2 separate regions of the Homo sapiens genome follow, and region 2 is linked to region 1. A link is an interaction called in ENCODE POLR2A ChIA-PET data of the cell type or tissue named here. Cell type or tissue: Panc1. All regions are shown on one strand. Links, peaks and the distances in the headings refer to the core of each region. The heading gives the core; the rest is flanking DNA. Region 1 overlaps LPIN2 (lipin 2). Region 2 overlaps LPIN2 (lipin 2).

Evidence for each region. Peaks named below come from ENCODE experiments on the same cell type or tissue, not always from the same donor. Only the 100,000 strongest peaks of a DNase experiment are listed, where the experiment ranks them.
Region 2: POLR2A ChIA-PET joins it to region 1 with 10 read pairs; 9 of 35 experiments call an interaction of 5 or more read pairs at or near these places.

Annotation. Positions count from the first base shown.
Region 1 is chr18:2,923,395-2,927,786 of GRCh38, reverse strand. LPIN2 (lipin 2) reads left to right here. Exons shown (of 20, transcript NM_001375808.2): 12 at 1-65; 13 at 982-1,064; 14 at 2,419-2,563; 15 at 3,241-3,389; 16 at 3,926-4,012. Among named protein-coding and RNA genes, the nearest start is that of LPIN2-AS2, 41 kb to the left of the region's middle. In Panc1, for the core only: no CTCF peak of the experiment used is centred there; no DNase peak of the experiment used is centred there.
Region 2 is chr18:3,001,101-3,005,492 of GRCh38, reverse strand. The region is part of intron 1 of LPIN2 (lipin 2); the gene reads left to right. Among named protein-coding and RNA genes, the nearest start is that of LPIN2, 9.8 kb to the left of the region's middle. RefSeq lists an enhancer at 1,096-1,613. In Panc1, for the core only: no CTCF peak of the experiment used is centred there; no DNase peak of the experiment used is centred there; H3K27ac peaks cover 315 bases.

The DNA.
Region 1 (4,392 bases), core at 291-4,290:
ACAAGATGCCAAAGAAATCTGGTCGCTGGTGGTTTTGGCGAAAGAGAGAAAGCATGACCAAACAGGTAACAGACCTAGAGGTCATTGTTTCCGTGGGCTGAAAGAAATGAATCTTTCATTTATTCAAAAAACCTTTTTGTCAGGCACAGGAATTTGGACTGTATAGGGCTATTTTACCATATAGCAGTTTCCATTTTTGAGCACTTAGGACGTGCAGGTGTTGTCCCAAGTGGTCCTTTACTGTAGCTCAGCACTAGAGATGTTCGAGTTGCCATTTCACAGGTAAGGAAACTTGGGTGCTTCACGAAGTCACATAACTGGTGAGAGACGGAGCTGGGGCAAGACCTTGAGTCTGACTCCAGAGCCTGTGCTCTTTCTGCTTCACTGTATTACCTATCAGATAGGAGCAGAAGGTTATCGTCTGCCTGCATAGTTCCAGATGCAAATAACCAGAATCTGTTCCACCAGGTCTCCATAGAAATTCATCCAGAGAACCATACTAAACAAGCAGCAGAGCAAGTCTTTTTTTCCCCAACACCTTCTGAAAAAGAGGGTTCAGGGAGTTCTCACCTGTTTTTCAAATGTCAGAAGGGAAGTCTTGCCTGAACCAAGTTCATGTCCACGTCAGCAAGGGGGCTGCCTTTCAGTCCCTTCTGCACGTGGTGAGTTACTCCCAGGAGGAGAAGGAAGCTGGGGACCTAACAAGTTTGGGTCGCTTGTATTATGTTTTGTGACTTGAAATGGTGCTCTTAAAATGTTTTCCTTCTGGGTCTGTAGGGACAGTGATTTGCATAGAAGCACATGACTTCTGTCTTAGGTTTCTAATTCTTTGGCTCAGAATAGAGAAAGTCTGGTTTTTGAGCATTTTTAAGTTGTGGGTTCAGAAGGCAGTTGTGTTCTTTCCTAGAGAGGGCTGCTGATGAACTTGGCTTATCTGTAGGGAAAAAATTGCATGTTGCCATTATCATCTTGCTGTTACAGCTGCCAGAATCCAAGGAGGGAAAATCTGAGGCACCGCCAGCCAGTGACCTGCCATCCAGCTCCAAGGAGCCGGCCGGTGCCAGGTGGGTGCCCTGTCCTCTGCCCGGCTCATAGCACTCAGGCCCTCTAGCAGGGCCATTACTTCTAAGTTGATTTTGGCAGCTTGTTTAGTTCTTGGGAGTATCTTCTGCAGATACTACATGCTGTGATATATTTGTGCCACTCAGCAGATGACAACTGCTTTTCTAAAAAACATCACCAGCTTAGAAAAATAAATACCCTGCCTCCTTGTGGAGCCGTGGCGCCAGCGTATGGGAAGGGGCCGTGAGGAACGCTTCAGCCATGTTGGCCCAGGTGCCTCTGCTCCCCCTGCATCCCATCCGGAGCCAAAGGGAGACATACAAAATAATCTCCAGGTTGGCTTGGGTGGGTTTCCTTTCCTGGAAGAAACAGCATTCTTTGGACAGTTAGGGTGAGCAGCCCTGAGAGGAGTTGCTCGCGATACGCCGTGTTCCTGCTTCTGCCTGTCCACCTCCCCCGGCCAGTGCATGCTTGCTTCTCCCAGCCCTTGGCTGTCTCATTTAGTGTCTAAGGCTGAGGGTTTATTTTCTTGCCCCTTACCGCCCCCCATCCTATATCTTTTAAGGGGTGTCTAAAATTTTTCTTACTAGTTTTTGTTTTTTTCTAGAGTCTCACTGTGTCACTCAGGCTGGGGTGCAATGGCATAATCATAGCTCCTCGGCTCATACAATCCTGCCTCGGCCTCCTAAGTAGCTGGGACTACAGGTGTGGGACACCATGCCTGGCTAATTTTTAAATTTGTATTTTGTAGAGACAGGGTCTTGCTGTGTTGCCCAGGCTGGTCTCAAACTCCTGGGCTCAAGCAGTCCTCCTGCCTCAGCCTCCCAAGTAGTTAGGACCACAGACAAGTGTCACTACCCCTGGCTAATTTTTAAATGTTCCGTAGAAACTGGGTCTCCCTATGTTGCCCAGGCTGGTCTCAAACTCCTGGGCTCAAGGTGTCCTCCTAACTCGGCCTCCCAAAGTGTTGGGATTACAGGTGTGAGGCACCGCACCCAGCCGGAGTTTGTTAAATCATTGTAAGCGATTATGTTTTCTTTGATTTGTGCCTTGTGAAACATACATACCCTCTTCAACAAGAGTCAGTAGACCTTCTAGCATTCACTGGGCATAGCAGAAAATAGCAGGTCATAGTCAGAAAGTAAGTGCTTGCCAGTTATGAAAGTGGCCTTATCAGTTAACAATATGAATATTTCAGGCGTACAGAGCTGTGGATATGGGAGAATGGCAGAAGGGATAACTCTACCCATTCCTAGAAAAGATTTAGGATATCTTTATTTTCTTGATCCTAAATGAAAAGCTCTCATCAATAAAATGCCCTGCTGCCTCTTCCGTAACTGGGCTAATGTTGAACAGGCCGGCCGAGAATGACTCCTCGAGTGACGAGGGATCACAGGAGCTCGAAGAATCCATCACAGTGGACCCCATCCCCACAGAGCCCCTGAGCCACGGCAGCACAACTTCATATAAGAAGTCTCTCCGCCTCTCCTCAGACCAGATCGTGAGTCTTGCATGATCTGTGTTGTCCAGTAGGACTTATTTTAGTAATGGTTTAATTTGATGCACATCCTCTTCTGTCCACACGTCCCCAGCTGCATACACGCCACACGGCATGGTCGTGTCAATGCCTATCCACAGTGGAACCACGACCGCCGCCCCCAAGAGCTATCAGGCCCACCTGGGGAACCTGTGGCTTGGGTCCTGCCACCCACCCCAGACCTCCTTCCTCCATCTCTTGAGAGTCAGTCGTACACAGCTAACCCAGCGCTGAGCCAGGTACTGTCTCTTAGGAGCCACAGCAATAGAGAAATGACATTTTAGACACAATTTCTCCTCTTATTTTACACCCTGCCTTTGACCCATTTTCGGTATGAAAAGGTCTTGCTGGGACCAGAGCAGGCTGTGGCTAAAGCAGTAATTCTCAGGTGTGGAGTAAGAGTAGTAGACCTTTTGCTTTGTGGGTGTTCAGAGAAGTCCCTGGAACCCCAAAATACTGTTCAGGCAGTGGCTCCCTCAGCATTGTCAGCTGCGCTGGGCACAGGGTGGGCTGTGTCTAAGACCCCGGAAACCATCCTGCCTCTTGTTGGGATTCCGAGACACCAGTTGTTCTGTAAATTTTTAAATCGTTTCAAACTATGTTTTCAGCTGATTTTCTTTATTCTTATGCTTTTTTAAAAGGCAAAACTGAAGCTCCACGATGGCCCAAATGATGTTGTGTTTAGTATTACAACCCAGTATCAAGGCACCTGTCGCTGTGCAGGGACCATTTACCTGTGGAACTGGAATGACAAGATCATCATTTCTGATATTGATGGGACAATAACCAAGTAAGCTCAATCCTTCAGGTGGGTGGCAAGGAACAGCCCCGTGCTCAGGGAGGGGCAGGCAGTGTGTGGTGGGGAGTTCCTCACCTGGGGCTCGAAGCCCTCAGCCAAGGCATTTTATAAGCCATATGCTCTGAGGCGTCCCCAGTACAGTCCACATGGGGTCATTTTTTTGCATGGAGGAGATGGTGAGGGTGCATAACAAATGTCAAAAATCACTTTTGGAAAGATTAGTTATTTGGTTTCAATTCTGATATGAAAACAAGCCCCTTGACATTGGGGCGGAGGAAAAGAGAAAGTGTGGCAGTCAGTTACCTCCGAACACACACATCTGGCGCTCGTGAGACTCCGCTTTCAGAAGCACCTCAGTGGGTGCGTTTGCATGGGATGGCCTTGCAGTTGCTTGAAGCTGTGATTAAATCCCCTTTCAAGAGTGTCCCGCCACCAATTAGTTATTGGCAGCTGATAGTCAACCAAATAGGAAAACGCTGTATGTGTTTGATTCCTGATAGCTTTTCCTGTTTCTACCGTCTTCTTAGGTCGGATGCTTTGGGACAGATTCTCCCACAGCTGGGCAAAGACTGGACCCACCAGGGTATAGCAAAGCTCTACCATTCCATCAATGAGTAGGTACCCTCCCCACGTTAACTCGCTCTGGTGAGCTGGAAGCTTGCTTTAAGAACTATAGAACAATGGTGTAAGTCTTCAGTCCACATGAGTCATGTGTTTATGCTGAAGCATTCCCGCTCTTCCTCACTCCTTTCCTGTTGATGGTGTGGGAGCCGTGTGCACCTGGCATTGGCATCGAACCTGTGTCATCTCAGTTAATCCTCACAGTGCTGTGTTTCAGGCACTACCTACATCTATAACTAGAATGACAGTTATTTTTTTAGCTAGAATTTAATAAGATAGCTGATTTTCATTTTTGGTTTATTTTCTGGGTATTTTAAATTTTTTTTTTTTTTTTTTTTTTTTTTTTTGAGATGGAGTTTTGCTCTTGTCGCCC
Region 2 (4,392 bases), core at 274-4,273, 78 kb before region 1:
CAGCTGAGGAAGATCTGAAACTTCTGGGCTCAAGCGATCCTCCCACCTCAGCCTCCCAAAGTGCTGAGGGGGTTACAGGCATGAGCCACTGTGCCCTGCCGAGACACTTTTCTTTTCTTTTTCTTTTTCTTTTTTTTTTTTGAGACGGAGTCTTGCTCTGTCACCCAGGCAGGAGTGCAGTGATGCACGATCTTGGCTCGCTGCAGCCTCTACCTCCTGGGTTTAAACGATTCTCCTGCCTTGGCTTCCCTAGTAGCTGGGATTACAGGCACCTGCCACCAAACGCTGCTAATTTTTGTATTTTTAGTAGAGACAGGGTTTCACCATGTTGGCCAGGCTGGTCTCAAACTCCTGACCTCAAGTGATCCACCGACCTTGGCCTCCCAAAGTGCTGGGATTACAAGTATGAGCCACCGCACCTGGCTGAAGCTTTTCTTTATAGATGTCAGCATCTATAAATTGGTAACAGAGAGATAGCACCTACTTTATAGGAGTGTGGGTTTCTCTGGGTTATTTATGTTTTCAAAGGCAATTGTGTCAAGGAGAGAAATACCAGCCGGGAAGATGGGGAGGTGATGTGGCCCTACCATGCCTACTTGGTGCACTTTGGAATGAGTTGGACAAGGTAAACCTGATGTTCTTTGGCCTGTGTTTCACAGCATGAGCATATCGCTGGGCTGAGACTGGATGGAATGTCTAAGCTGTATTTCTCATACAACATGATCCCTAAAACAACCTAAATATTGCTCTCGGGCTCATCCTGATAGGAAGGTGACTAAAGGTGTTGGGGAGGAGGAAATGGGCTCAGTGGGACTATGTGAGACGTGGTATGTCAGTATCCAACATGGTGCCTTCTTCAAGGATTTTCCCTCGTAATTTTGACGGTTCCTGATTTGAGTAAGTGTACACTGTGACTCCTGGGTTACATGGCACTGGACTGTGAGTAGAAGGATCCTTAAGTTAAACAGTTTCAGAGCTGAATAGAGCTTCCAGTCTTTTATTCTGTTCAGTATCGGGGGAACCAGCCCCCAATATTTTAATATAGGTTCTTTCTGTTTTCCCTAAGTGTTGGCCGGTCTGAGAAATAGACAGAGTACAAAGAGAGGAATTTCACAGCTGGGCCTCTGGGGGTGACATCACATATTGGTAGGACCGTAATGATGACCCCGAGCCCCAAACCAGCAAGTTTTTATTAGGGATTTTAAAAGGGGAGGGGGTGTATGAACAGGGAGTAGGTCACAAGGATCCCATGCTTCAAAGGGCAATAAGATCACAAGGCAAAGGCAAAATTAGAATTACTGATGAGGGTCTATGTCCTGCTGTGCACATATTGTCTTGATAAACATCTTAACAGGAAACAGGGTTCAAGAGCAGAGAACCAGTCTGACTAGAATTTACCAGGCTGGAATTTCCCAATCCTAGTAAGCCTGAGGGTACTGTAGGAGACCAGGGCGTATTTCAGTCCTTATCTCAACTGCATAAGACAATCCCAGAGCGGCCGTTAATAGACCTCCCCCCAGGAATGCATTCCTTCCACACGGTATCAATTATTAATATTCCTTGCTGGGAAAAGAATTCAGCGATATCTCTCCTACTTACACGTTCATTTATAGGCTCTCTGCAAGAAGAAAAATATGGCTGTATTCTGCCCGACCCCGCAGGCAGTCAGACCTTATGGTTATCTTCCATTGTTCCCTGAAAATTGCTGTTATTCTGTTCTTTTCAGGGTACAGTGATTTCATATTGTTCAAACACACGTTTTACAATCAGTTTGTACAGTAGTGGTCCTGAGGTGACGTACATTCTCAGCTTATGAAGATAACGTGATTAAGAGATTAAAGTAAAAACAGACATAAGAAATTATAAGATGATTATTAGGGAAGTGACAAAAGTCCATGAAATCTTCACAATTTATGTTCAGAGACTGCAGTAAAGACAGGCTTAAGAAGTTATAAAGGTATTAATTTTGGGAACTGATAAATGTCCATGAAATCTTCACAATTTATGTTCTTCTGCCTCGGCTCCTGCTGGTCCCTCTGTTTAGGGTCCCTGACTTCCTGCAACAGTTCAGAAATCCAGGTCCCATCACATTGTTGGTAGCCAGTGGAAACCCCTAATACAAGTGAGTATCTGAATTCTTTTTGAGCAGATCTGTCTTTTGAACTAGTGCTTTCTTCACTGTATCATTTGACTCACTTGGTAACTACATCTGCAGATGAGCTCCCCGCTAATGGAGTTTTAGTGGTGCTTTACTTAGTGTAATTGAATAAATGAATGATACATCAGCTCTGATGAAGAACCTTTCATTAAATAGAAATATACTCATAGACCTTTGGGAATTCCCAAATTCATGAATATACTTTTGATGTATCATTTACTCAGTTGTCTCTTTTGTAATAGGGAGATAACAATACCTACTTGACAGGCTGGTTCTGAGGATTAAATGAGGTCATATGTTAAACTGGAGCCCGCATCCACCTCTAGGTCTTACTAGGCCAGAGAAGCCAGTGTTGAGAGAGTCATAGGACAAAGGGCGAAAGGTGAATGAATGAACATTCCTCTTGTCCCGAAGTAGCTGATAGTGTCATAGAGGAATCAAGTAGGTCTGCTTCTGCGTAAAGCAGGGTTTTATGAATCAGGGACAGGGAGGGACTTAGAAGGGAGTACTGCTTGAGCGATTGTGGGAAAGTCTGAGGAACTGTCTTGGAGTTAGCTCTGGGCTTATATTTTTAATGTGAGAATTTACTGTTTAGTTAAAAGCTTGTTTTTATCTCAAAGAAAAACATTGTTTAATGTGTTTGCTTAGAATTTCTTTCTTGACCCAGAAAGAAATTTCTTTATTCTCATAGTGCCAAAGTTAGAAATCTTGTATACAAATGTTATGCACAACATGTGTTTATAAATGTAATCCTTAAGATTTTTCCATCATTTCATCTATGGCTGCATGAATTTTGTTAATGTGTGGGCCTGTAGGAGGGACCTTATCTTTGTGTTTAGAATGGGACGTCTAGAAAGCACAGTTGTCTATACCTAGTGTATTGCAGGTGAGCGTTTGACTAAAATTTAAAAATCTGCTGATTAGTTCATAAGGCCTCTAATGTTTTTCTATAAGCTTGAATAATTGATTTTCATTAGAATGGACACTAATTTTCTTAGCTTATAAAACTACATGAAATGTTATTCTCTGCCAGTTGAAAAACGTAGGTACTGGTATACCTATGTTGTTATGGTGGGTTTTTTTTTTTTTTTTTTTTTTGGTCTTTTGAAGGTCATCCTTTTAAATGCTGGCTGAATCTTTCAGTGCTATCCTTGTCATCAAATGGAAATGGACCTTCCCCCTGTAAGTGTGGTATCTTCATGACAGTCAAGAAATAGGACTTTTGTTTTAGGACATCTCCCTGTCCCAAGTGAATTAACTAGATAACTTTGTTGTATTTAAATTTCCTGGTTTGTTTGTTTTGTCTTACTAATGAGACATACCTACAGGTCAGATGGACCATAGGTGCTGATCCTGAGAGTTGGAAAGGAACTTTTCCTAATTAAAAGCAAAACAAAAAAAGCCTTACAATGCTTATATTTGCTTGGTGTTCCTATTTTCCTTCCCTTAAGTAGTTTTCATTTCTGTAAATGTGATTCTTATTCATTAGGCTATATCACATAATAGTTCTATTTATCTTTTAAAATCTTAAGTATTTATTTTTATATGTAATTTAAACATTTAAGTACATAGTACTGTGAGGTTTATTATGAAAAACCCCAGTTCTCTTTCTCACAGCTGATTACTGCTCCCTAGCAAAAGCCCCTTTCATTTCTTTTCTGTGCTTGTGGGATTTGATTCCATGCTTGTATGCATACACTACTGTAGCTTGTTTTTTTCATTTTAGACCTTCTCTATTGATTTCCTACGCTGCAAGATGAAGGTTCATCTCTTATATAACCCTCCTCTCACACGCACAATTCTTTATACTAAGCTCTCAATACCATTTTCTAATTTTCTTAATATTCATTGTTTATATTTTCATGGCTAAATATTGCTTACAGCTGAGCATATGCAGTGATTTTTATTTCTTTGCCAGTTCAAATTTTTCTTTTCTCTGGAGTCAACAATTATTTTATTGGTTTACATTTCTTAGTACCAGTCACAAATTCAGGCCCCCAGTTTCTGATAGGACTACAGAACTCTGCAGTCAACACCTCACTCATCCTGAATCCCAGTAATTTTCTGTGTTGGATTCTGAGTCCTGGATTACACATTGTCTTCTCTCTTGGCATGCCTCCTCATTTTGATGGAGCACATCCTCTAGCAGCTTTTTGAGAAAGGGTTTACAGGGAGGAAATTCTTTGAGAGCTTACGTGTCTGAAAATGTCTTTATTTGAGCCTCCTACCCAACT